Regions from separate parts of the Mus musculus genome. Here all the other regions are linked to region 1. The links are chromatin loops, found by intact Hi-C in ENCODE. Cell type or tissue: heart. All regions are shown on one strand.

Region 1 (8,000 bases):
CAGGCATGCACCACCATGCCCAAGAAACTGTTACAGCTCCCACTGTAATCCCCCCGCCTGGGAGGGTGAGGCTGGCAGGTTACTTCTGAGCTTTAGGAAAACCAAAACCAGAACAACCAAAACCACCACAAAACTAAAACCAACAACTCCAACAACTGCTGCACACACAGAAACCTAACCTATTCATCAAATAGTTGCATTTCCTCCGTGCAGTTTAACTAGGCTCTTTATTTGTAAGTCTTCTCCATATACTGTAGCTCACACACACACACACACACACACACCCCGAGATCAGTCCTGATCAACTTTCTATTTTTAGAAAGAAAACTGGCAGACATACTGGCTTGGTTTGGTTTCTGTGATTCTCATTCTAGCCTTGGACAGGACTGAAGAACGCCTATTGGGGTACATATTAGGATTCCCCCTGGTCTGTACCCCGATTCTCTGAAACTCAGGATAAATGAATGATGAAAGCAGTGGTTTCGTTGGATTGTGCAATTTGCCAAGATACCTGGTGGCTATTCAGGGAACCACAATGGAAGGCAGGCAAGAGGAAAAAAAAAAAAAAGAAAAAAGAAAACCTGCTGTCATCCTGCCAAGACTGCACCCCACATCCAAAGAGAAGGAAGCAAAGAAACAGGAAAACACTGGGGGCAGACCCGTGTTCTGTTCGCCCATGAATGAGGGCTCATCAGACCAACTGTAAAAACACCCACAATGCAAATTATAGGTGCCTTGGCATTTTAAAGGGGGATGGGGAAGTCTCCCATAACCTAGACACTCTCAAAATGTCACCGAAACATTTCATCACTGGGCTAACATGGACTCATTTCAGGTGGCGCACAGCAGCATTCCGTATGGCAAAATATGACCTTTTAGGAAAGAATCAGAAGAGCATCTCCCCCCCCCCCACCCCTGCCCAGTGACTGTGAAAAATGAATGGTAACAGAAGAGTCAGAAGCCAGAGCGAGCTCCCAGGGGCTAGATTGGCACTGAGCTCTCAGGAGACACTAATCAGGCCGGGGACTCACCAGCTTGTAAACCGCTCTGCAGGGCAATGATTTTCTGCTGCTGCTGATCAATTAGATTTGTCAATGCTTTCACGTGCTTCAACGTAAGCTCCAGAACCACTGCTTTTTCCAAGTGACCCAAAGTCTGAAGAAGAAGAAAAAAACGGAGAGTCTGTCACCCGTGAGGTCAGTGGAGTCCCTTCTGACACTATCTGTTAGGAGAATTGGGTGTCAACAACAACAAAGATAGGAAGAGTCTTTCCTGCTCCACTAAATTTAAAGTTTGCAGATGTTTTAACATATACACATAGATGATCAAAAGCTTAAAAAAAAAAAAAAGCCAGACACGTGTTGTCTATCTTTGGAGGCATTTTGGTAGTTGTTACAGTCTAGGGAGTGAGCTGACAGATATATTTCTCCAGCAGCTGCCCTGACCTTAACTTAGGGGACTCCGGGGATAACATTTATCTGCTGTGGTGTCAACCCAGGGAGGGATGTCTACTGTGTCTGGCAACCAAGTGGCTTTCCCAATGTGTTGCGTTTCTTTCTTTCTTTCTTTCCCCCCTGACACTTGTTCAGAACTTCCAGTCATGCTGGCTTTTTGTCTTCCTTTCCAAATACTTTTCCCGAAGGAAAAGCTAAAAAGCTTTTGGCTACCAGTAAAGATTATGACGAAAAAAAAAAAAGGCACACATTAAATAAAGTAGGTCCTATTGTAAATGAAAAGCGGACAAGGCTTAAGTTTTTAATTTCGTGGTTTGCTTCTTTAAGTCAGGGAGACTACAAGGTGGTGAGAGAGAGAAAAAAAAACTACCAAAAGGAAGCTGTGTTAGTGTTGAAGCCAACTTAAAGAGGCCCCAGATGGTTCTGGTTCTGCCTCTGCTTAGGAAGTTCTGGGTCTGGGGATGGGTTCCCTCCAAACCAGAAGCTTTGATCCGCCCGTCTAGCATGCAGTTCCCCGTGACGCCTGCAGGCGGCGAGAGACACCCCCACCCCACCATCCGCCCTCTGGGCAGAAGAACTGGGTTGGAGCGCAGCCAGCTTCTCACTTACAGTAAGTTTGAGATGTTCGGGTAGGAGATCCTTCAGCTGGGCAATGCACTCGTTAATCCGGTCACGTCTCTTTTTCTCAATCAGCCGGTGCGGCAGTTTGTAAGTTTCCTGCATGGAATACATGGAAGCAATGGGTGCCCGGGGAAGGGAACGAAGCTTCCTCCCTTCCTTCCCAACCGGTAGCAGGGGGGAAAAATTCTGCGAGGGCGCAGAGACGCACCCAGATTCACCTTCTCTGCCCCTTCTTTCCCAAGTCACTCATTTGTGGCAATGAGCTCATCTCATCTTGAACCCCCCAGCCAACCTTGAAACAAGCAAACTTTTCTTGGAAACTCAGCGCACACGAGGGGCTAAGGAATGAGGTTCCCAGGGATGCACCTACCTTGCTGTCTTCGCTCCGTTTTATTCCCCGCCTGGACTTGTACACTTGGTACATGTGGGCAAAATCCATCCTGCAGGGAGAGAGGTCAGAAAAAGCCGTGACTCCCGAGTGCGTACTAGCTGCAGGAGCCCTAGACGTGAAAGAAGCCCCCTATACTCTCAGAGATGCCCCAAGTTGAGAGTGTCGCGGAACACAAGGTTAGGAGTGGAGACTTGAAGGGATCACAGCACACACTTACCCTGACAGGTCTCCGTGCTCCAGCCCTGGAGCTTTGGGCAGGCAGGTAGGAGGTGGTTGCGCGCTGGGGATCCGTTCCATGATGCGGCGAGCAGGGGCCACTGTGCGCTCCTGTCTGCACTTAGTAGAGTCTGAGAAAGGGCTGCCCTGGAAGGGAGGATCCGAGGGTCTCAAGAGGTATGTTCCTATGAGCTAGCCTGAGCTTCCTTGCAATGCGCTGGGATGCCAGGAGCAGCGGCTTTGAGGTGTCGCTTCAGTTGGGGGCGTGCATGGCCGGGTGTCCCCACGGCTTCTGGCTCCCGCTCTGCACACAGACTGGCGGTGTGTGCTCGCTGCGCTGTCTGCGCCGTGCGAGCCAAGTGAATGAGAAGTGGGGCGGGCGGAGAGGCGGGAGGGAAGGGGGGGTTGCTCAGGGCGGAGCGGGCGGGGCGGGGGGGGGGGAGTTGCTGGAGGGGACGAGCCGAGGAGTAAGGAGAGGCTGCGGGCTGGGTTAAATGGGAGCGAGTGGGTGGGTAGAAGCTACGTGTTCTACCCTGTGACTCCAAGCACGTCTGGCCGCTGCCGGGGAGGGAAGGAGCGACCTGCCCGCCCTCCCCCGGCTTCATCACATGAGCCTCACGTGTTGGACAACGCTCTGGCGGCTGCGAAGTGCCCCCCCCCCCTCCAAACCTCGGGCCCCCAGGTGTCTGCGGCTGCGGCCTCCTTTCCCCGAAAGAGGGGGTGGCAGCGCAGCCAGAGTCCTGCCCAGCTGGGTGGGGGGCACGGAAGCTGGAAGGAACCGGGGAGCTGGAGGGGGGGGGGGAAGAGTTGGTAACGTGGGCGAACCTGCCCCAGGGAAATGAAGTAAGTTCCCGTCTCCTGGGAGGGAACGGGGGAGGACGGATTCCGCCCGCGTCTGACTCAAGCCGGGAGAGGAATATCCCCTTGGTCGCTCCAGCCCAGCCTTCTTCCTCCTCCCCCGCCTGGCCCGCTCCTAGGAACCGGTGCGCAGCTGAGGGAGTCGTCGGCCCCCCTTAGCCTTCTCCAGAGGCTGGGGTTTCTTTCCGTCCTGGCTTCCCAGCCCCCCCCCCCCCCCCCCCCCCAGCGCTCAGCCTCAGTGTCCAGGAATTGCCCGCCTTGGGGAGGGACCGAGGGCGGGGCGGATGTCACCCCATGGGAAGCGGGCTGGTGGCCAGGAGCTAGGGCAGCCGAGGCCGCCGCCGAGCACGCCGCGCGCACCTGACCGTGGACCGTGTGAGCCGTGCCGACCCCCTCCCCCCACCCCCACCCCGGACTCTCCCGGGAGCTCAGGTCCCAGGCGCAGCCTGCGGGTGGCCTGGCACCCGACTGGCGCGCACCCATCTCCTCCCGCCTTTCAGGGTGCCTCACTGCCCCCACCCACCCTGGCTAGTCAAGCACAGAAAGATACCGGGCACAGTGCCCGGCGTTCCCTCCCTCCTCTGCCCCCTCCGATGCAGAGGCGTCCGGGTCGCCTCCCCTCCGGCTGCAGCGTTACACAACCGCGGCGACGGCGCCTGCCCTGCAGCAGCGCGGGGCGTGACGCTTCACGTGGCCCGGACGCGGGCCGGAGCTCGGCTCACTTGCAAGCCTCTCCGCGCTGGCTTCCAAGCCTAGACCCCCGCGCACCGGGCTGCAAGGGATCTGCATGGGATCCCGCTGCTAACCAGGAACTTGGGTGGCGCTGTTTGCAGTCTATTCCAGGACAGGAGAGAGAGAGGAGAAAGCAGGACCCCCCCCCCCGCCCGGGTCCCTCCTCCCGCCCCATCCTCTTGGTTGATCACAGTGAAATCTCCACATTTATGCAGCACAAGTTCACTGAGCCCTTTACCCAGTCGAGCTCGCGGCTGGAGACAGTGGAGGTGGCAAACACGGATTTTGACCTTGAATTTACAAGGACCTTTGGGAAGGAGCCAACGAGGCCAACCAGAAGACCGCCTTCAGCAGAAAGTCTAACAGGGCCACTGGCAGGGAATATAAGATGAGAAAGTTTTCATTTAATACTAACCAAGAGGTTTAGGTAGTAGGGGTTAACCCACAGGCCGGTGCGCGGGGCACAAAGGGGCAGCACCAGGGGCCCCAGCTCTCTTCAATCTCGCGGAGGCCGCCCGGCCCCACCCCCACCGACCTGCATTGGAAAAATCTGGTCTCTTTGACCTTCTAACAGCCCGGAGCTGGGAAAGCATCTGAAACGCAGAACCTGCGGCGCTGTGAGCGGCGCTGACACACAGCAAGGGGCCAGTGGAAATTCATGACTAAAATAAGGCCTGGCTGGGGATTTCACTGACCTCTGCGCTCCCCTGCCCTGCAAGTTCGGAGAGTTGAGAGATGACTGTTAACCTTCCCTACCGTGCTTAGGGTCAGTCAACCCGCTGCGGAGTGACCTGGCTGGGAAATTGGGGGAAAATGAGGTCACTGCTAGAACTGGGCGCAGTTTGGTGGGTCAGTCGTCATTGTCAGTGTTCTGACGACCTGGAGGACTGGGATTCGCATGTTGATCAAACTGGGAGTGCATTTCCTTCAGGTCGCTCAAGCTTCTACTTCCTGTTTATGTTTCACAAGCGTCAAACCCATTAGTAAGTGTGAGAAATGATTGCTTTTCTAACTGTTCACTGGCTGACCTCACTTTGGGGCTTAGAGATCCATCCCTCCTCCCCAGACAGACATAGTTTGGCTGACAGGTTATAATCAATCTCCCTGGAGGGAATGAATGCTCCCACCTTCCTGCCAGGAGGTGAGCAGCAGGACCAGAGGTTTGGATGTGTCCTGGCACTCTTGAGGTAGGGTGGGAGTGAGGAAGGGCTGCCACCTTCCTGTGACTCTAAGGGGGAAGCGTTGTCATGGTTGCGCCAAAACTACAGTTCCACTAGGAAATACCCTCTGTCAGAGAAAGGAGGATATGTCCTCTCTTGTGTCCCCGGCCCCTTCCCCCCAGGAGTTAATCTCTGCAATTTTGCCTGCATGGTTCATGGTTCAGGAAAATAACATCCTTAAAATCATTTAATCAGTAACTTTCCATCGTTACTTGCTCTGTAGCTGTAAATAACAAAATATGTAAATTGTTCAATTAAAAAAAAATTTTTTTAAGTTATTTACAAGCTCCCTACATCAGGTAGGCGTTGATCTCGAAATCCTCCTGCCTCAGCTTCCTGAGTTCTGAACATTGTAGACATAAACTAATTCCTACTTTTTATTTGTTCCAAATATACTCCCAGGCTTTAACATTATCCCTATCTGGCTGTATCTGGATTTCTTCTTTTTTTTTAAATTTGTAAAAAGAAGGGAGGGGGAAAGGAAGAAAGGAAGACAGGCAGGCAGGCAAGCAAACAAAATAACTTGTGTGTTATTTAGGGGCTATTGTAGCTCAGTTGATAGAGTTGCCTGCCTGCCTGCCTGCCTGCCTGCCTGCCTGCCTGCCTGCCTGCCTGCCTGCTCTCTTGTTTGCTTGCCATGCATTAAAGCCTGAGTTCTGTCCCCAACAGAGCATAAAACTGGGAGTGGCGTCACCATTTGCCTTTAATGTCAGCAATGTGGAGGTAAAATCGGGGGGAATCATAAAAAATATTTTTATATGTTACATATATATACATATATAGATATCATTTAATTAAAAGTTAATAGAAAGTTAGCTTGGGCTAATGACACCCTGTTGTAAAAAAGAAATCCCAATTTGGGATTTCTACCTTGCCTTATTCCATTTAGTTCCCAGATAAGAGACACACAGAACTTTCAAGCCTTAGTCAGTGCTAGAGCTGGGCAGATACCTACCCTCTATGTTATTAGAATCTGCTTTCCTACCGATAGCCCCTGGCTACTACTTTGTTGCATCTGGACAGCTCTTAGCTCTACTTGGCCAGCCTGCAGGGCCCCATTTCATGGCTCACCTAACCCATGGCCACTTCTCCCTTCTCTCCTCCTCCAAACCCGGATTGGGATTAAATTTTTCTACAACAAGACCATGTCTCAAAAAGTGATACAAAGGAGAAATCTGTTGGTTTTCCCCTGTATAAATTGCAAATATTTGAAAAATAATTTCTCTAGTAGGTACCTTTCCATCCTGAAGGGTATTACAGTCACCTGCTTTAAAAAAAAAAAAAAAAAACTGAGACAGTCTAGTAAGAAAGGAAAAAGCATTCCCAAGGGTGGGGTAGGGCTGGTGAGCTGAGAAGACCAGATGTTAAAAATCTTTATGGATGCTTGTTTAGTTGTGTGATAATTCTCAGGCTATAGGCTAAGAACTTGGCATATGTTGCTACCATCTTACAAGGCTGATTAGTGCTAGCCCAACTCATATAACACATGTATTCATTGAGAGAATTCCTCCAGCGCAAGGCATTGGACCTTGTCCTGCTGCTATATAATGTAAGCCTTTGGGAGACTGAAGCTCAGGGATATTAAATAGTTACCCTGGCTTATATGGTCTGGGATTAGATGGGACTGAGAATCCAGGTTTGTTAGACTACAAAAGCTATACTCTCTCTTTTTTTTTTTTTTTGAGATTATACCATAACACACTGACTTTATTAACCCTAGTAAAAATTTCAGATTTACTAAGTAAATCTGAAACAACATTGTTGGGTTTCTTTTGGGTTGGAAGGCAGCATGTTTAGAAAATCACATTATGCTGAGATATGAGACTTTCACTCTGTAATTTAAAAGTAGGCATTGTATTGAGGCGTGGTCTTGCACACCTGTAACCCCAGCTCTAGGGAGACAGAGGCAGGAGGATGTCAGTGGTGGTCTACTTAGTGAGTTCTAGCAGTACAAAGAAAGGCTCTGTCTTAATTTTTTTTTAAGTAAGCATGATGACACTTTTAATTACATTTTAATCATCAAGCCAGGGGAAGATGATTGAAGTAAAAAGTAACTAGCTTTACTCTTGTTGACACGGAAGGGCTGCCTGATGGAGGTGTACCAGTTATGTACTGCTCGACTCCAGGGGGAGCCATTTACATTGTAGTCTGTGTGAGACCCTCCAGAATTGTCCAGCCCCACACTGAACACTGGGTATTCTTGCCATTTTTGTGTTGCTTATCTATTGTAATTGTGGAAAGGTGATGATGATGATGTAAAGGGAGGGGTGAGATATTTAATTTCTTGCTAGCTCAGATGACACAAATAGCACCTTGACTGGTTTTGGAGCGTGGGTTCTTTTCTCTCCTATTCCCTCCCCCCACCTCTTTTTTCTGCTCTCAGTAAGAAATACATTTTTCAATTGCATGTAGCTCAGTAGATGCTTGCCTAGTATGCATTCAGCCCTTGGTTTGATCACATCTAAACACTTGAAGCACATATAAACGGGCTATAGTGACATATTCGCG
Region 2 (8,000 bases), 51 kb before region 1:
CATGATTTAGATCTTAACAAAAAAAAATATGGTGCTAGAGAGATAGCTCAGCAGTTAAGCATGCTGGCTACTCCACAGAATCCACAAGGCAGCCTACACCGATTTGTAACTGCAGTTCCAGGACATCAGATGCCCTCTTCTGGCCTCTCAGGGCACCGCACACACATTGCGCACAGACATCCAAGAGTAAATAAAAACAACCCCCCCCAAAAAACAACCTATACTATGATGTGGTTAACAATATAATGTTCAGGGTCATTCACACCTGGTTCTGCCAGTTGCTAGGTAACCCCATCCTCTACTGCCCATATTCATCTTTATGTAATGTGGGCAGAAATGTTCCATTCTGGAAGAGCCTGAGATATGTTCAGACTCTTTTCCATTATGGTTTAAAAGTTCATTTTTAATTGTCTTGTGTGTGGTTTACTTTTGAGACCGGGCTCCTTCTCTTTTTACAAAGCGTCTCTGAAATGCTGTGTCTTGCAGGGGTTCATCAGGCAAGATGGCATGTGCCAGTGCCAGCGTGATAGTTACGCATCCTAATAAAAGGCGAGTGATCTCTACAGTCTGAAGAGGAACCCGAGTATTATCACTAATGGTTTTAAAATGGAAGGAGTTCACCTGAGATGCCAGGACCACACCCTGAACAGGTCTGTTCCCTTTAGCCAAGGTACCTGTCCCGGCCCTGCCTGCTCTCTGGAACATAGACTAGGACTGAAGGTTCCTAACACCTCAGGCAAGGCCAGTATTTTCTGATAGTTCCGGGTCTCTGTGTTCCCTCAGCCCACAGGTCCAGCCTTGTCCTGTTATCTCCAGCACCTTGCCTCAGGGAGCTGCTAACCTCTGTCAGCTCTGCCCCCACACCAAGGTGGTAGAAAAGAGCCTCCTTCCCTTTCCTCTCTTCCCAGCCCCTCCCAGGGCTTCCCCACCTGACCAAGGCACTGCAGCCCAGCCCAAGGCTCTGCAGCCCAGCCCAGCCCAGTTTGTGTGCACATACCACACGCCACTCTAAAAGAGAAACTGTTTATTGTTGCCCTTCTTCAAGCTCAGCCTCCTTTCAACTCCCTCCTTCTGTTTGGTTTGGTTTGGGTTGGGTTTATTGTTGCTGTTGCTGTTGCTGTTGTTGCTGTTGTTGTTGTTGTTTTGCTTTGCTTTGTATTTCTCTGTTTTCCAAGGTCCATCTCAGATTGTTCTTTCCCACAAAAATAGTCAAATCTTTTCATTTGAACTTGCAAACCTCTTAGCACCTCCTGTTCTATTTAGGGATTCTCTGCGTTGGAGAATACTCAGTGATTGGCTAAAAAATGTCTGAACGAAAACACACACACACACACACACACACACACACACACACACACACACACGAGGTGGGGGCTGAGAGAAAATTTGATTTCTACACCAAAACCGAATCTGCTCATCTGACACAGCAGCGGCAATCTCAGTGCACTGGGGCATGGGGATTGTGAGTTCTGGCTACCAGGTTCAAAGGAAACATTTCCCCAAATTCTGGCACTTAGTTCCCCAGGACCCTGTGAAGCTGGTTCCACTCTACCAAAAGGGATTATTTTCCTTATCACGAGCAGAAGGGACAAATGGCTACTGAATATCATGCCAAAGCACACGCTGTCCTCCAGGGTCCCTCAGCACCCAAGTACCTGTGACACATTTCAACATCTCTGGTGGCATTCTGCCTCTCCACAGCTCTTCTCACTTCCCAGCTACCCTAAACTTCCCAAATTCATGGGCTTCCCTCCCCCCCCCTTCTCATTTTCCTTATAACCCTACTATGTGGACCCTGTTCCTTCTTGCCTGCTTTCTTCTTATCTTCCTCTTGTTCTCTCTCTCTCTCTCTCTCTCTCTCTCTCTCTCTCTCGCCTGGTCTACAGAGTGCGTTCCAGGACAGGCAGGGCTACACAGAGAAACCCTGTCTCATAAAACTAGAAACCCAAACAGAATAAAAAAACCCTTCCCCTTAACCATACTATGGAGTGGTCATGTTGTAAGTTTATACGCTGGTCAACACAGTATCATTACAAGACAAAACACTGTCTCAAATAAGCAAGCAAACAAACAAATAAATAAATAACATTACACAGGTGTGTTGGCACATACCTTTAATCCTAGCACTGAGACGGTAGAGGTAAGCCAGTCTCTGTGATTTTTTTTTGAGACCAGCTTGGTCTATATAGTGATTTCATGTCAAACCAGGCTACATAGTGAAATTCTAGCTTTAAATAAATAAGTTTAAACATTGAATAAATTACTACAGTTTATGTATAATCTTGGTTTCAGGCTCCTGTCAAGAAATGAGATGCACTGACACAGGGAAGAGAGCTCATTCACTGTGTGAAGTGCTTTCATGCATACATAAAGACCTGAGTTCAAACCCCAGAGCCTACATTAAAAGCCAGGTGCAGGTCATCATCCCAGTGCTTCCTGGGAAACAGGACAGATCCCAGGGGACTGCTGGCCAGCCAGCTTAGCCTAGTTTTGAGCCCCAGGTTCAGTGAGAGACTTGATCAAATAAACAAGGTAGACCATACCTGAAGAATGATACCCAATGTTACCCTCTGGTTTACACACACACACACACACACACACACACACACACACACACACACACACACCAATACTGAAAGACTCAATAACACGAGATCCTCAGTCAAACATGGTAGCCACAGGGGAAAGTTGAGTGGTGGCTGTCCCTGTGACAGAAAATGAGGATCTTTTCGACAGAACCGCCAGCCTCTCTGGTTGGCACAAGCCACCTCGATGTCTGGACACATCTGGGTTTATGGCTCCTTCCTTGGAAGCCAAACCATCTGGTCTTCTTTCTTCCATTCTGTAAGCAGAAAGACCCAGGGTAGAGCTTCATTTTTCCGCTGATGTAAATTTTATTAACACCCCAATTTAGATAGCAGAAGCAGTGACAGTTTGGTTTTAAGATATTTTCCACCTCACTGAAAACCAAAAAGTTACATGGCATATTGAGAAATCCCCCACAAACCACCCCCTAGGAAGTTTTGGGTTGTTTTTAAAGCGTTGGGGGAGCGAACCCAGGACCTTATGCATCCCAAGCAGGTGTTCAGGACCTGAGCCACACTCCCAGCCTCTGTGCAAATTGTGTTGTCTTTTTTAGGCTTTTTTTTTTCTTTTTGCATTGGACATGTGAAATTCTCACCATTCAACTACTCAGTATGTGCTTTGAGACCTGGGAAAGACCCTAGTTTTTTATAGATCTGTAACTGAGGTAAGTTTAATGTCTCCTGTCAGTAACTTTCAGCATTTGGCTCCTACTTCTTCATAGCCTTTATACCATTTTTCTTTCCAGCATATCTCTCTCTCTCTCCCCACCCCCTCCACTCTCAGCTTAATTGTGGAAACCTTCTCATTGCTAACACAGAACAGACATAGGCATTAATTTTAGCATGTAGACCAAAGTCTAGAAGCTCAGTTCTCAAAATGTGGGTTCCAGATCAGTAGCTGTTTGGAAACTTGCTAGAAATATAGAGCTGCAGCCCCACCTCAGGCCCACAGAACCCAAATCTGCTTTTTCACAAAGTACTAAACACATTCAAAATAAAACAAGTAATGTCCTCTATGAGAGCAATTGTGATTAAAAGAGGACAGTATTACTGACAGAGAGGGAGCCACCCTACACCGCAGGCTTCAGGATTAAAACTCATTTCCACTCTAAATACTTGAGTGCCCAGATAAGCTTCATTGAGTGGGTTACATCTTAGCGGTAGTAGAAATTAAAACTGTGAAAGTTTTAAAAGTATCTCTAATTTGGGGTTGGAGAAATGACTCATTGGTTAAGAGCACTTTTATGGCTCCTGTAGAGGTCCAGGGTATCTGACGCCCCCTTCTGGCCTGCACAGCCACCTACATCCTACATGCACAAACTTCATAGAAACTCTCTCTCTCTCTCTCTCTCTCTCTCTCTCTCTCTCTCTCTCACACACACACACACACACACACACACACACACACACACACACACACCCCAGCACAATTCATTTAAAAGTAGTAATCTAGGTGTTGCGGAATCCATGGCTATAATTCTAGGATGCAGGATGGGAGATGGCTTTACAGGTAAAGTCTTGACACCTTGCCTGTTGACCTGAGTTAATTCCTAAGACGAACACGGTGGAAAGAGAGACCTGAATCTAACAAACTGTTTTCTGACCTTTAGATCAGTTCTCCCTCTATATCTTAGTCTCTGTGTCTCTTCTCTCTGTCTCTGTCTGTCTCTCTCTACTCCCTCCCTTTACCCTCCCTCTCTCCCTCTCTCCCCTAATACAAAGAGAGACCCTGTCTTAAAATCTTAAAACAGCAAAAACAGATTGTGCGGTGAACATAAAACGCAAATTCTGGTCCTGACTAGTTCCTAGCGTGGCTGAGAGACTATGGGCATATCTCTGTCCTCTCTGGGCCTCCATTTCCTGATCTGTTTTACTGTGGAGACATCTGTCGCACCCCAGCCCTGCCAACTCTCCTAGCCCTCTCTAAAGGTCTGGGAGGTCCCAGACAGAATTTTAGAACGATTCTCCTTTTTGCCCAGAAGAGGGCGATGGAGACCGGCCATGGCTGGACCACTTCTAACCCCGAGGCGGTTCACAGACTCCTGATCGGTCCACAAGGATCCCTCGTGATCCGGGCGGTTTCCTTGGCACCAGCTGACATTGGTATCCCAGGCCACCTGGGCGGTCCAAGTGAGAGAAGGAGCTCTGGACGCCTTCCATATTGACCCAAAAATGGCCAGTCTGGGTATTCAGATTCCTCCTATCCCAATCTGGGAAGAGCCACAGAGACTTGGTTTGAGGAAAGACACATTGTCCCCACCTGCACTGCGTCTTTGGGTGAGAAACCACCCAGAAGCTATTTACTCCAAAGAGAAAACTGGGCGGGGTGGCCGGAAAGGAACAAGACACAGAGCTGCGCCAGGTCCTTGGGGATTGCCTGCCACTGGCGGGCTGCGCTTGCATCAGCGCCTGCTGGGGCTGGGGCAGGGGCCTGGCCACCAGCGACGTCAGCCTCTTTCCCAGAAGAATTCCACTTCCTGCGGTCCGGGCCCCAGAAGTGTGGGAGTGGTGGGGGTTGGTTTCTTAGGATGACACCACTCAGTATGCTGCATCTCCTCATTCGCACACGCTGTTGTCATGGAGACGAACAGCATCCTGACAGCCCCGGAGAGGCCAATTCGCCCACAAGAAATGACCGGGGCATGGCCGACTCAGGAAAACACTGACTGTGTGGGGTGCTGGGTCAAGGAAAACAGCAGCCACGGGTCCCTGAATTTGGCCCCAGGGATGGGTGGGAGGGATGAGGGAACCAATTTCTGTGATGCGATTTCAAAGCTGGAGGCGTCTTAGTCCAGAGAAAAGCTTTGAAAGCACGTGGCTAGCTAGCAAAAGTTTCTTCCTCCTCCCCCTCTTCCCTCTCCTCTTCTTCCTGCTTCTCCTCTTGTCGGCTTCTTTCCCCAATTTTCTTAGGACTCTCTAAGATTTCCCGACCTCATCAGCTCTTATCGAAGGCAGTGTTAGTATTAATTCGCTTAAGTAAACATTTGTTAAGCGGTCAGGGTGTAACTTGCAAAGTTACACGGGTAAAAGACCTCCTTTCGTCTTCGCCATGACTCAAGTGCTGCTGTCACCTTTTCCGAGGAACTATCCAGTTCGTGGGCGATCTCCTAGGAAGTCAAGTCAACTCCCGCTCTCTAGCCATTACCGAGCACCTGCCAGAACAGCAGCTAATACGGCATGCAGCATGTGTGATTTTTTTCCTCTGATGCTCCACTGTGACTGCCCTAAGACTAAGCACCGAATCTCTAATTATGGGTTGGTAAATTTGAGATTATTAACCCCCAATCACGAGGAAACCTTGTGCCTGGATCAGGAGTCTGTGAACCACCTCAGGGTTAGAGAAGCAAAATAACCCTTACTAAAACATATTTTGAAATACAGAAATGCTGGGCATGGTGGTGCACACCTTTAATCCCAGCACTAGGGAGGCAGAGGCAGGCAGATTTCTGAGTTCGAGGCCAGCCTGGTCTACAAAATGAGTTCCAGGACAGCTAGGGCTACGCAGAGAAACCCTGTCTCGAAGGAAAAAAAAAAAATGAGTATTTAGTACACTGGCGTTGGCTTTGTGAAAAATAGAGTGCATTGCCTACCTAGACAAGTCCTTTCGTTTGAGCCATTTCTGTTGCGGCCGCCAGCAGCTCGCAACGTGAACGGTTCGACTGAGAAGGCCACTCGAGCTGTAAGAGAGGAATCTAGACGGGGCGAAAAAAGAAACGGAGCTAAGACAATTTCATTCTGATCAAAGCTCAAATTTTATTGTTGGGACACTAGTTATGAAGGAAGGGGGAGGGGACCCGATTCCCGCCGAATAATCTCGGGTCCAGTAGAAAGGTGCACGTGTGTGGCTCCTCAGGTTCCAGCAGTGGGCGTGGCAGAACGAATGAGCAGGAAGCTCCACCCCGAGCAAGCAGGTTTCAGGCTGGGGGAGGGGAGACTACATTTCCACCAAAAATGTACTATATATATTTTTATTTCGTATTTCATTTATTGATTTTGTGCATGCATGCATGTCTCTCTGTGTGTGTGTCTGTGTGTGTGTCTGTGTGTCTGTGTCTGTGTGTGTAGGTATTCTTGTATGTACACCCATGGAGGTCTGAGGACAGCTTGCGGGGGGGCAGGGGGGGGGGCCAACTCTCTCCTTCCAGAGTGGGTTCTAGGGATCAAATTCAGGTTACCTGCTGAGCCACCTCACTGGCCAAAGCATGCTATGTATTTAAATGGTTGTATTCATTATTTTCCTCTATCTGTAAAAGGCTAAGCTAGTAAGTAGTACCTACAGTGTTGTACATCCTTGTGGAGACTTCGGAATTTAGAGAGCGCTTTCCTGCCTAGAATCTAACTTCTTTGCTGTACCCTTGAGAAGTAGTCAGAATCGCTCCTCTTGGTCCCAATTTCTGTGTGAACTCCAGGAGGTTTATACAAAGAAGACTTTCCACCTACTAGTGATAACAATGTCTTTAATGAAAGACTCAAATCTGCTGTGGTGGCACAATCCTATAAAACCCACCAGCCTGGAGGTAGAGACTGCAGTGTAACCTGGGCTATCCAGCAAGGTTCCAACTCAAAAAACAAGCACTCAAAATGAAACTACCAACAGTAGCCACCAGGACACAAGCCAAATGCTCACCAACAGATGAACTGATAAATAAGAAGAGCTGTGTTCGTATGTTGGAATATTAGTCAGCCTTGAAAGGAATTAGGTGCAGAGACATGCTTTCACGTGAGTGCAACTTGAAGGTGGGGTTCCAGGTGAAGTAAAGCCGACCCAAAGGACAGATGTTAGCATACATGTGATTTCATTTACACGAGAAACCTGCAACACGAATACGTATAGACAAAGATTCAGAGGAGAGGTTCTTAGTGGGTGGGGGATAAGTTCCTGTTTGATGTCATTGGCGTTCCACTTGTAGCAACAGAGCAAGCACTAGAGACAGGCAGTGCTGTTGGTGGTACAGTGCTGGGGATGCTGTCATGATCCCAACATGCACATTTAACACTGAAAAGTGAGAGTGGGCCTGTAGCACAGGCTATAGAGTGCACAAGGCTATAGGGTGCTTGCAAGCCTAGTATTCATGAAGCCCTGGGTTGGATCCCTACTTCCAGAAACAGCATGGTGGCATGCACCTGTAACCCTAGCGCAGGAGGTAGGTTCCATATCAGCCTGTATTACAAGAAACCAGTTCCTGGACTGGAAAGATGGCTCAGTGGTTAAGAGAACTGACTTCTCTTCCAGAGATCCTGAGTTCAAATCCCAGCAAACACATGATGGCTCACAACCATCTGCAGTGGAATCTGATGCCCTCTTCTGGTGTGTCTGAAGACAGCTACAGTGTATTCATATACATAAAATAAATAAATCTTAAAAAAAGAAACTGGTTTCTTTAAGGAAAAAACATATATATATGATATTGATAT
Region 3 (8,000 bases), 200 kb after region 1:
GTCAGTAACGTGAGACTATGCCGGGGCCTAGCAAACACAGAAGTGGATGATCACAGTCAGCTATTGGATGGGTCATACGGCCCCCAATGGAGGAGCTAGAGAAATTACCCAAGGAGCTAATGGGAACTGCAACCCTATAGGTGGAACAACAATATGAACTAACCAGTACCCCGGAGCTCTTGTCTCTAGCTGCATATGTATCAAAAGATGGCCTAGTTGGCCATCACTGCAATGAGAGGCTCATTGGACTTGCAAACTTTATATGCCCCAGTACAGGGGAACGCCAGGGCCAAAAAGGGGGAGTGGGTGGGTAGGGGATTGGGGGACCTTTGGGATAGCATTGAAAATGTAAACGAGGAAAATACCTAATTAAAAAAAAAGTCAGTAACAGTGCCTTTCTCATTACTGTAAATCTCAGATCTGTGGAAGACTTCTGTTCGAAGGATTTAAAGGCTCACAGTCTCAACTCATGGCTATCTTCTCAAACAGAGAAGGATTTAAAGGCTCACAGTCTCAACTCATGGCTATCTTCTCAAACAGAGAAGGCAATGACCAACAAACCGGATATGGCCCCGGGGCTGCAGGAGGTATGTATGCGTCAGCCAGTCCAGAAACACCTTCCGGGGTCCTGACGCAATGGGTCCCTTTTGGCAGTTTGGGTGAAATTCTGAAGTCTTGCCTTGGCATGCCCACAGATTCACTGTGGGATCTGCAGTGGGGGGTTCATGGAGGTCTCCTCCTCGGACCTCCAACATGCACCGTGACACTGCAAAGCGCTTGGAAGAAAACAGCAATGTGTTCTCAACTGAGTGTGTTACAAGAGACCTGTAGGTCCTATCACTTAAGAGATGAAGGTGTGAGCTACTCAGTGAAACCTGGGCAAAGAAAGGAAGGAGGTGGGGGTTGTGGGGGGGAGAGATAAGCCACATGCTAGGACATTAATTGTTTTACCCAAGCAAATGCGCCCCCGCATCTCCCAACTCTTCACACCCATTTTGCGATGAGCTTCACCAGGTATCATCCTGAGGCCACAAAGGTATCCCACAGTGAAACCTGTAGAAGGCTAAAGGGAGCAAAGGGCCAAAGGTGGGCAGGATGAAATGACACAGCCCTTATTCATGCAAGCGCATCTCAACAGAAAGCAATGCAGTCTACATCAGCTCCAGGGGCCTGGGTAAGGGGTCTTCACCCTGGAAAGAGGAAGGCCACGGTCGAGGCCCTGGCCATGGCTCGCTACTCTTTCCTACGTTGACGGGTGTGATGATCTGAGCTATTACAAAAGAGGCATGAAGAAGAAGAAGTCAGTCTGTAGAACAGACCCTCGCGGTCATGCATCTGTTCTGTGTACTTGCGGGGACCATTCATTAACTTAGACCAGCTTCCTGACTCAGAGCTCCGAGCTTCTCAGGGACCTTGCCTTGGAATTTAGAGCAGGACCAAGAATAATCCTTTGTTCACACATTTTCTGTGTCTGTGTGGAGCCCTGGGACTGAGAAGGAGCTCGCTAACCTATCCTTAGGGAGGCAGGCCGTGTGTGTGTGTGGGGGGGGGGGGCGGGGGGAATCTGGGAACTGGATGCCTTTGGGCAGGTCCCTCGCTAAACCCCTGCTGTAGTCGCCTCATCTTCAGGAGGAAAAAGGAGGATTAAGAACTATCTGAGAGGTTTATTGAGAGGAAGTAGGAAATACGTGTGACAACCCCTGCTTCCATGCTATCCCCTCCCACCCATCCCTGCTTTCAACACACTTGACTGGGACAAGTCCACTAGACCATAAAACCCAAAGAAAAATAATCACCCTCTCTCATGCCAAAGACAAAGCAATGTCGAGCTGATGGGAAACCCGCAGTCCCTTGCAGTCATCCCTGGACCACCGCTCCAGCTCCTCTCACCCTCAGACACAGACCTGTGAGACCATCACATCCCCCAACCCAGCCCGCCCATTCACTATGTTGGTGAATGTCCCTGTGGCTTGGGAAGCATCTGACAGTGACATGTACAGATCACCAATCCGACGGAGGTGGTCAGGTTGAAATTACACGGTCCTCATCTTCGGTAGCTCAACCTATTCCATCCCTGGCAGCAGTAGTACGCATCCAGGCAGGTCACTGACCTGAGCCAACTTGGTGCCCTTTAGAAGTACAGAGTAAGGACTGGCAGAGAGCACGAGGATCAGAGGATCACCTAATCCAGCCTCCCACCTGGTGACAGGCGTAGTACCAAAGCTGAGCAGTCACCTCATGCTGCTGCCCGCCCTGCACTCCGTTGCTGCCACACTGGCCTCCTCAGCCATGCCAACACACCCCGCTCCGGGGCCAGGATACCCTTGCTCTTAACCCCATTCCATCTGGAAGGTCTCAGCATCCATGTCTCCTCCGCGAGTGCCCTTCCCATCCTCAAGGAGCAATTCCTTGCTTCCGGTCTCACTCTCCCAGTTTTGCTCAGGTTCCCTAGCCGGCTCACCCACTGGATGGCATACCATTGAAGTCCCTGCCCCAACCCGCACAAGCATTTTGTCCAGTGCCTAGTATTTATTGTCTTAATGAATAAATAACAACCCTAAGGGAGGCACAGTTCCAAAAACCTTAATTCTGGGAATGTGAAAGCTCAAAGTCCCGCTAAATGGGGAAGTGTCCCACCTTGGGGGCGGCTGAAGGGAGGTGTGGAGCTGGCACTTAGCAGGCTTTTGCTTCTAACTCTGGGACAGGTTCAGCCTGGCTGGGGATCTTTAATCTGCCCAGTTAACTGTTAACCAATAGGGCCTCAGAGACACAGCTGCCTGCATCATTAACTTGGGAGCAGGAAGGGCCATCCTTTGTGGGCCCTCCACCTTAGAAGCTGGCTGTCTCCCCAGGCTCCACAGCTACAAACTCCAGGCTCGACAGTCTGTGGGGTCATGTTGCAAGAACATTAATAAAGCCACATTTCTCAAACACCAGCTGCTGAGGGTGACTCCACCACACCTTCCTTCAATTACAGTCCCTCCCCCCCCCCCCACACACACATTTTAAAGTCTTGGATTTTTGGAACAGTTGCGGAAGAATACACATGGCTTACAGAACCACAGGCTTGAGTGTCTGAACCACGCTGATGAAGCAAGCTCAAAATGCAAGCGTAGGGTACTGGTAAAACGCGGAGGGCTACTTTTCCAAGGGATCTTAGTGGACCTTGAGAAATCTAAGTGTGGGCAGGCTCTGAAGTGGCAAGTGGCGCTAAGATATAGAGCGGCGGTCAGCTGTGAACACCAAGAACGTTCTCAGAACTGAGGGCTCCAGATTTGTGTCTGAGGTGACTGAATTGCTTCATATTCAGGATCAAGCTGCTGCCTAGCCCAGTAAAAACCACTGTAGGTAGGGCTTGCCCAGCACAAGCGCAGCAGTAGAGCACTTGCCCTGGGTTCTACATCCAACACCAGGGAGAAAGAGAAAAAAGTCTCAACCACGAAGTTCACTCTCTTGGAAGGTTTCCAAAGGGAAAGTCCCTCAAGTTACTCAGAGGGAAAAAAAAATTACCTACTCAGTCTGGAATCTGGGATGTTTTATGCAGATGTCTGCCGCTCTAGTTAATGAAGGGAAGTCAGCCGGCCTTTGATTATTCAAACAGCTACCTCCAGTAAGGATTGCACAACTCGTAAGCAATGAAGGGGTGGGCTTGACTTTTTAAATTTTTTTTTAACTTTAAAAATCTTAAGCCTGTTTTGCTGGAACTGTCCCCCCCCCCACCCCCACCCCCAACCCACCCCCACCCCCCCCCGCTGGAGTTTTTCATCTCAACTTATTCTTTTGTACTTGTTAAAAGCTTCCGCTCTGCTGAGAGTGTGGACACAAAGTCAGCACAGAAACCTGGGTGGCTTCCCTCAGAAGCCGAGGTGCAGGGAGCAGGGAGCTCTCCCTGGCAGCCACAGGGCTCTCAGCCCTTCCTTCCTTCCTTGCTATGTATCAGAGTCAGGGAGGGAGGGTGTGTGTGTGTGTGTACACGAGCTCTCACACACATGCACTGTTCTCGAGACAGATGGAGGATCAAACCCAGTTTCACCCGTGCCAAGTACACACTGTCCCACTTAGCTAATTCCCTAGCACATGACTTTTTCTATTTTTTTTAAAATGTGTGTTAATCCAACCTGTAACTTTCAGGTAACAGGGGTCATCATTGTGGGACAAACTTCCCTTGTTTTCCTTTTATAAAGTGTGACTCTATTTCATAATAATATGGCTAGAGGGGACAGATGTCATTCAGTTTAGGGCAAGAGCAGAGACCAGGATGTAGGGAAACACAAACAACCGCTCTCCTCCGGGGCAAACTGCTGTGCTAGGAGCAACGGAATCCACCTGGTTCCGGAGCAATCTAGCAGGAGACAGAAAGCTTCCATCCCGCCACAGGGAGGCTAAGCCCGGGCAATGGAGGGAGTGGTTACGAAAAATCACGGGAAAATAGACAGGGGAGGGTGGGAAAGGAGCACCTTAGGAAAAACTCTTCTGAGGCCCTGGGGCTACACAATGGGGGTGTTTGTGGAAGGGAGGGAAAATATTCCTGTTTCCTGAGGCAGCTCCAAGAAATCACGAGTGGGCGTGAGAAACAAGGAAGCGCATGGATTAAAAAGAAAGAAAAGAAAAGAAGGGGGTGGGGAGTCAGGGAAGGAGAGAGCAGGATCCTTGAGAAACAGGGGAATTAAAAAACACCATGGCAACAATGCGGCCCACCTACTACCCCTGGCCGCCCACCCACAGCCTGATTCTTTACTGACGCATTTTGAGAACAAGCTGGTTCCTACCAGCTCAGGAAGGTGAGCAAACCCAGAGCTCATTAAATCCCAGCTCTGCGACTCTTGCCTGCCTGCAGATAGTGAGCAAGGAGGACATAAATAGAAGTTATGTAACAGCGCTTTGTTGATTCCTGTGCTCACCAAAAACATGCGGCATGACCTGGTTTTTCTTTAAAGTTCGCCTTGGCCTGCAGGTTGCCGACTCTAAGGCAGTGAGGAACCATCTTAATGTTTAAACAGCAGGATACAGACTTCCGAGTTAAAAGGAACTCAGGCCAAAGCTAGGAATCCTTGGGGCAAGTTATCTCTGGATATTTAAAAAAAACAAACAAACAAACAAACAAAAAAAAAACCAAGAATAACAACAACAACAAAAAACCAACAAACAACACAATAGTAACAAAAACGGGTGAAAAATCTTGAGATTTCCTCTTAGGACCTTTCCTGATGAAAACTGAAAAACTTGAGGGTAAACGCCCACAGCAGAGCCTCAGGAGAGTGGCTCCTGTGGGTTTTACAGGGAGATGACAGAATGAACAAAGAAATAGAATAGAAAAGAAAGCAAGCATGAGTGCCCCTCGGTATGGTGGAGGAGGAGGTTTATTGTAGATAAAAAGGAGAGAGAGCCCAGAGTTAGAGTATGCAGGCACATCTGGGAGAGTCCAGAGTAGATGTGACTAGACGGAGAGGCACTATTTGAGGAAGGGGGGAGGGGGAAGAGAGGAGATCCATGTGCATCATCCACAAGACCCAAACAGACACCAAGAGCAGGCAACCAAAAAGGCCCAGCCCCTGGACTGGAGAAATTTAAGCTAGGGGGTGGGGTGTGCCAGCCAAGAGGGCCCTGTAACAGGTAAGGATTGAGGGACAGGACAGGCCCGCTTTGACATGTTACATAGCCACCCCAACCATTCGTCCCAGGTTTGAAACCCAACATCTAGTAGCAGAGATCAAGATTTCCAGCTAAGGGCTGGGTTCTAACTACCTTTCAGACACAGGCAGCTGTCTCTCTTTTCCTTAACAGGCAGGACAGTAAGAATCCAGGAGGCTACAAAGGCCTCCCACAAACAAGATGACACCAACAAGCTTTGCTCTGCCAAACCAACAGGCCCTAAAGCCTGGCCTGTTTTGGCCAGGCCCTCCAGTGGCTGAGTCCTGCCTGGGCTCAGTCATAGTCTCTCCTAGGCTTCCTTCTAAGGAGCTGTGCTTACAGGATGCGCCCCTGAGCCAGAAGACTTCTTACTTAACCTGTTGATGCTGTCAGACTGTTTCAAACACTGTTACCATGGAAACTTCCCTAGTGGATTGTTCTTCAAGACAACAGTACAGGTGCTGGTCCCAGGAAGCTTTTCTTGAATCTTAGGATGTACGGTGTAGACTACGGAGACTTTTAAACCCATAATGTAAGGGTTTCAACTCAAATGTTTTCAAAGATCAGACCGGTAGGCATCAGTCAAATGAAGGGTAGGATGTGATGTCCCTAGAGCACAAAGATGGGCCACTTTAGTGCTCCAAGTCTAGGTAAGTTCAGCATTTTGGGCAAGCAAAATCACTCCGGTGGGCTATAATCAGCTCAGCGGCTCTCATTGTACTGTGGGATTTCCTTCCTTATCAGAAGTCAGAGGTAGTCAAAACCTGAGCACTTAGATCAGGCAGGAGGCTGGGGATCAAATGAAAGCAATTAAAGATATCTTTGTCACAATATTAAAAAGGTTCAGATGACTCATATAACGACTAGGACACGAGATGGTGGTTGTTTGTTTTTCGTTTAAAAAGATCAAAGATCAGCAACAAGGATTCATGGTGATTAATCACAAACCCCTCACCTAACCCTAACCGGGGAGGAAAGCAGCACAAGATTCAAGGCAGTGGTAGAAAACGCCTCTGGACAGCCTCTGGTTTGGCTGTGACACTGACTGCAGGGAGTCTTTCTATAAGCCCATTAGCTCCATGCCTTCCCCTGTTCTCCATCCCTGCAGGGAAGCAGCTATTCTCCTGTCTACAGTACAGAGAGTGGGGAACTGGCAGAAACCAACACATCTTCATGTGCCGACGCAGCAACGTTGCCAGGTAACAAATGTAGAAATGTACTCAGAAAACTGTATGTGACAATATGCAACCTCCGCTCTGCAGCTGATAACCAAGAGAGTGTTAAAACACTATGTTCTCTTAACACTTCGGCTTTAGTGTGAAAATAAAATTAAATGGGATACTTCCTCTTGTAAATACAAGGCAGGCATACATCTCACACACACATGCCAAACTGGGAACAGTAGAAGGGGGTTTGTGACACCCCTCACTGGTCTATCCCAGCAATCCCGCTCCACGAGGAGTCCAGAAAACCCCGAGAAATGTAGCGACTGAACACGAGCCTTTTTACGGTGGATATATTCGCCTCTGGCCAGACAGAGCTACGCATGATGAGAAAACAAATGCAAACTGAAGAAAAGCTTATACAACAATATGAAACTGAATGTGCTTCCCTGTGCGGGTTCATGAGTCAACCTTTAAAACTGATTGCCTATGCCAAAGCAGCAAGTGCTTGCTGCTCAGATCAATCAAGAACTATGGCCTTCTCTCACCTCCAAAGATAAAGCAGACACTACTAACAAGGCCATGGTCAGGGTGAACAGTTGACTGACGAACTTCCTGCCTGTGTGACCCAAAGACTGTGTCATATGGAATGTAGGTGAAAGAGTGGGGAGGGAGAAAGACTTGCATTCAAACCTTGGTCCTGACAGCTGGAGACTGAGTGATACTGGATTTACTGGACAGGTGGAGCCTTGGGTTCCTCGTCCGTAACTGAGGGCATCTCATATAACCCAACTGCTTTCCATGCCACAGTTTCACAGGAAAGTCTTCCTGTCACTAATTTTCATTGACCTGGGAACCTGAAACTTGCTGGAGGTGAAACCTGTAACGTGTACAAGTTTTATTTGGCAAGCGAGCAATGCCCAGGCTGAAGGGAAAAGCCTTTCATGGCTTCTTCTTATGTCATATATGACCATGTTTACTGACAAAACAAAACAAAACTAACCACTCAAGCTATCTTCTGAGGTACTAGAATGCCAGAGCATCCTCCAGTGAGAAGGCTCACATGCCATTTGTCTCACCAAAAGATGCAAGGTCCCTAAAGGGGGAATGGACCCATGTCAATGTTAGGAAAGTTGATGGAAGAGTCTCAGAGAAACCAAAACTAAGACGTGTCAGGAAACAACATCTATGCAACCACCAGCTTGC

What was found. Peaks named below come from ENCODE experiments on the same cell type or tissue, not always from the same donor. Only the 100,000 strongest peaks of a DNase experiment are listed, where the experiment ranks them.
Region 2: a loop joins it to region 1, with 4 times the contacts of the local background. A loop is called at or near these places in 26 of 42 quality-filtered maps.
Region 3: it touches region 1 in a loop (6-fold over the local background); 17 of 42 quality-filtered maps call a loop at or near these places.

Annotation. Positions count from the first base shown.
Region 1 is chr6:108,655,676-108,663,675 of GRCm38, reverse strand. It overlaps Bhlhe40 (basic helix-loop-helix family, member e40), which reads right to left and starts at 3,047. Exons shown (of 5, transcript NM_011498.4): 1 at 2,684-3,047; 2 at 2,446-2,515; 3 at 2,064-2,171; 4 at 1,032-1,155. The coding sequence starts at 2,763. 0610040F04Rik (RIKEN cDNA 0610040F04 gene) reads left to right here and starts at 2,742. Exons shown (of 7, transcript NR_104577.1): 1 at 2,742-2,859. In heart, CTCF peaks have their summits at 518, 4,326 and 7,625 (motif pointing right); DNase peaks (open chromatin) are centred at 2,005, 3,215, 3,735, 4,155 and 2 weaker places; H3K4me3 peaks cover 4,791 bases; H3K27ac peaks cover 3,927 bases.
Region 2 is chr6:108,706,730-108,714,729 of GRCm38, reverse strand. No RefSeq gene overlaps it. Among named protein-coding and RNA genes, the nearest start is that of Gm35359, 21 kb to the left of the region's middle. In heart, CTCF peaks have their summits at 3,832 (motif pointing left) and 4,568 (motif pointing right); DNase peaks (open chromatin) are centred at 4,659 and 5,029; H3K4me3 peaks cover 1,306 bases; H3K27ac peaks cover 819 bases.
Region 3 is chr6:108,453,187-108,461,186 of GRCm38, reverse strand. The region is part of intron 44 of Itpr1 (inositol 1,4,5-trisphosphate receptor 1); the gene reads right to left. It overlaps Gm35165 (a long non-coding RNA gene), which reads left to right. Exons shown (of 5, transcript XR_869349.3): 3 at 419-587; 4 at 6,740-6,830. Among named protein-coding and RNA genes, the nearest start is that of Gm35165, 15 kb to the left of the region's middle. In heart, a CTCF peak has its summit at 4,377; DNase peaks (open chromatin) are centred at 2,816, 3,946, 4,376, 4,826 and 1 weaker place; H3K4me3 peaks cover 823 bases; H3K27ac peaks cover 3,676 bases.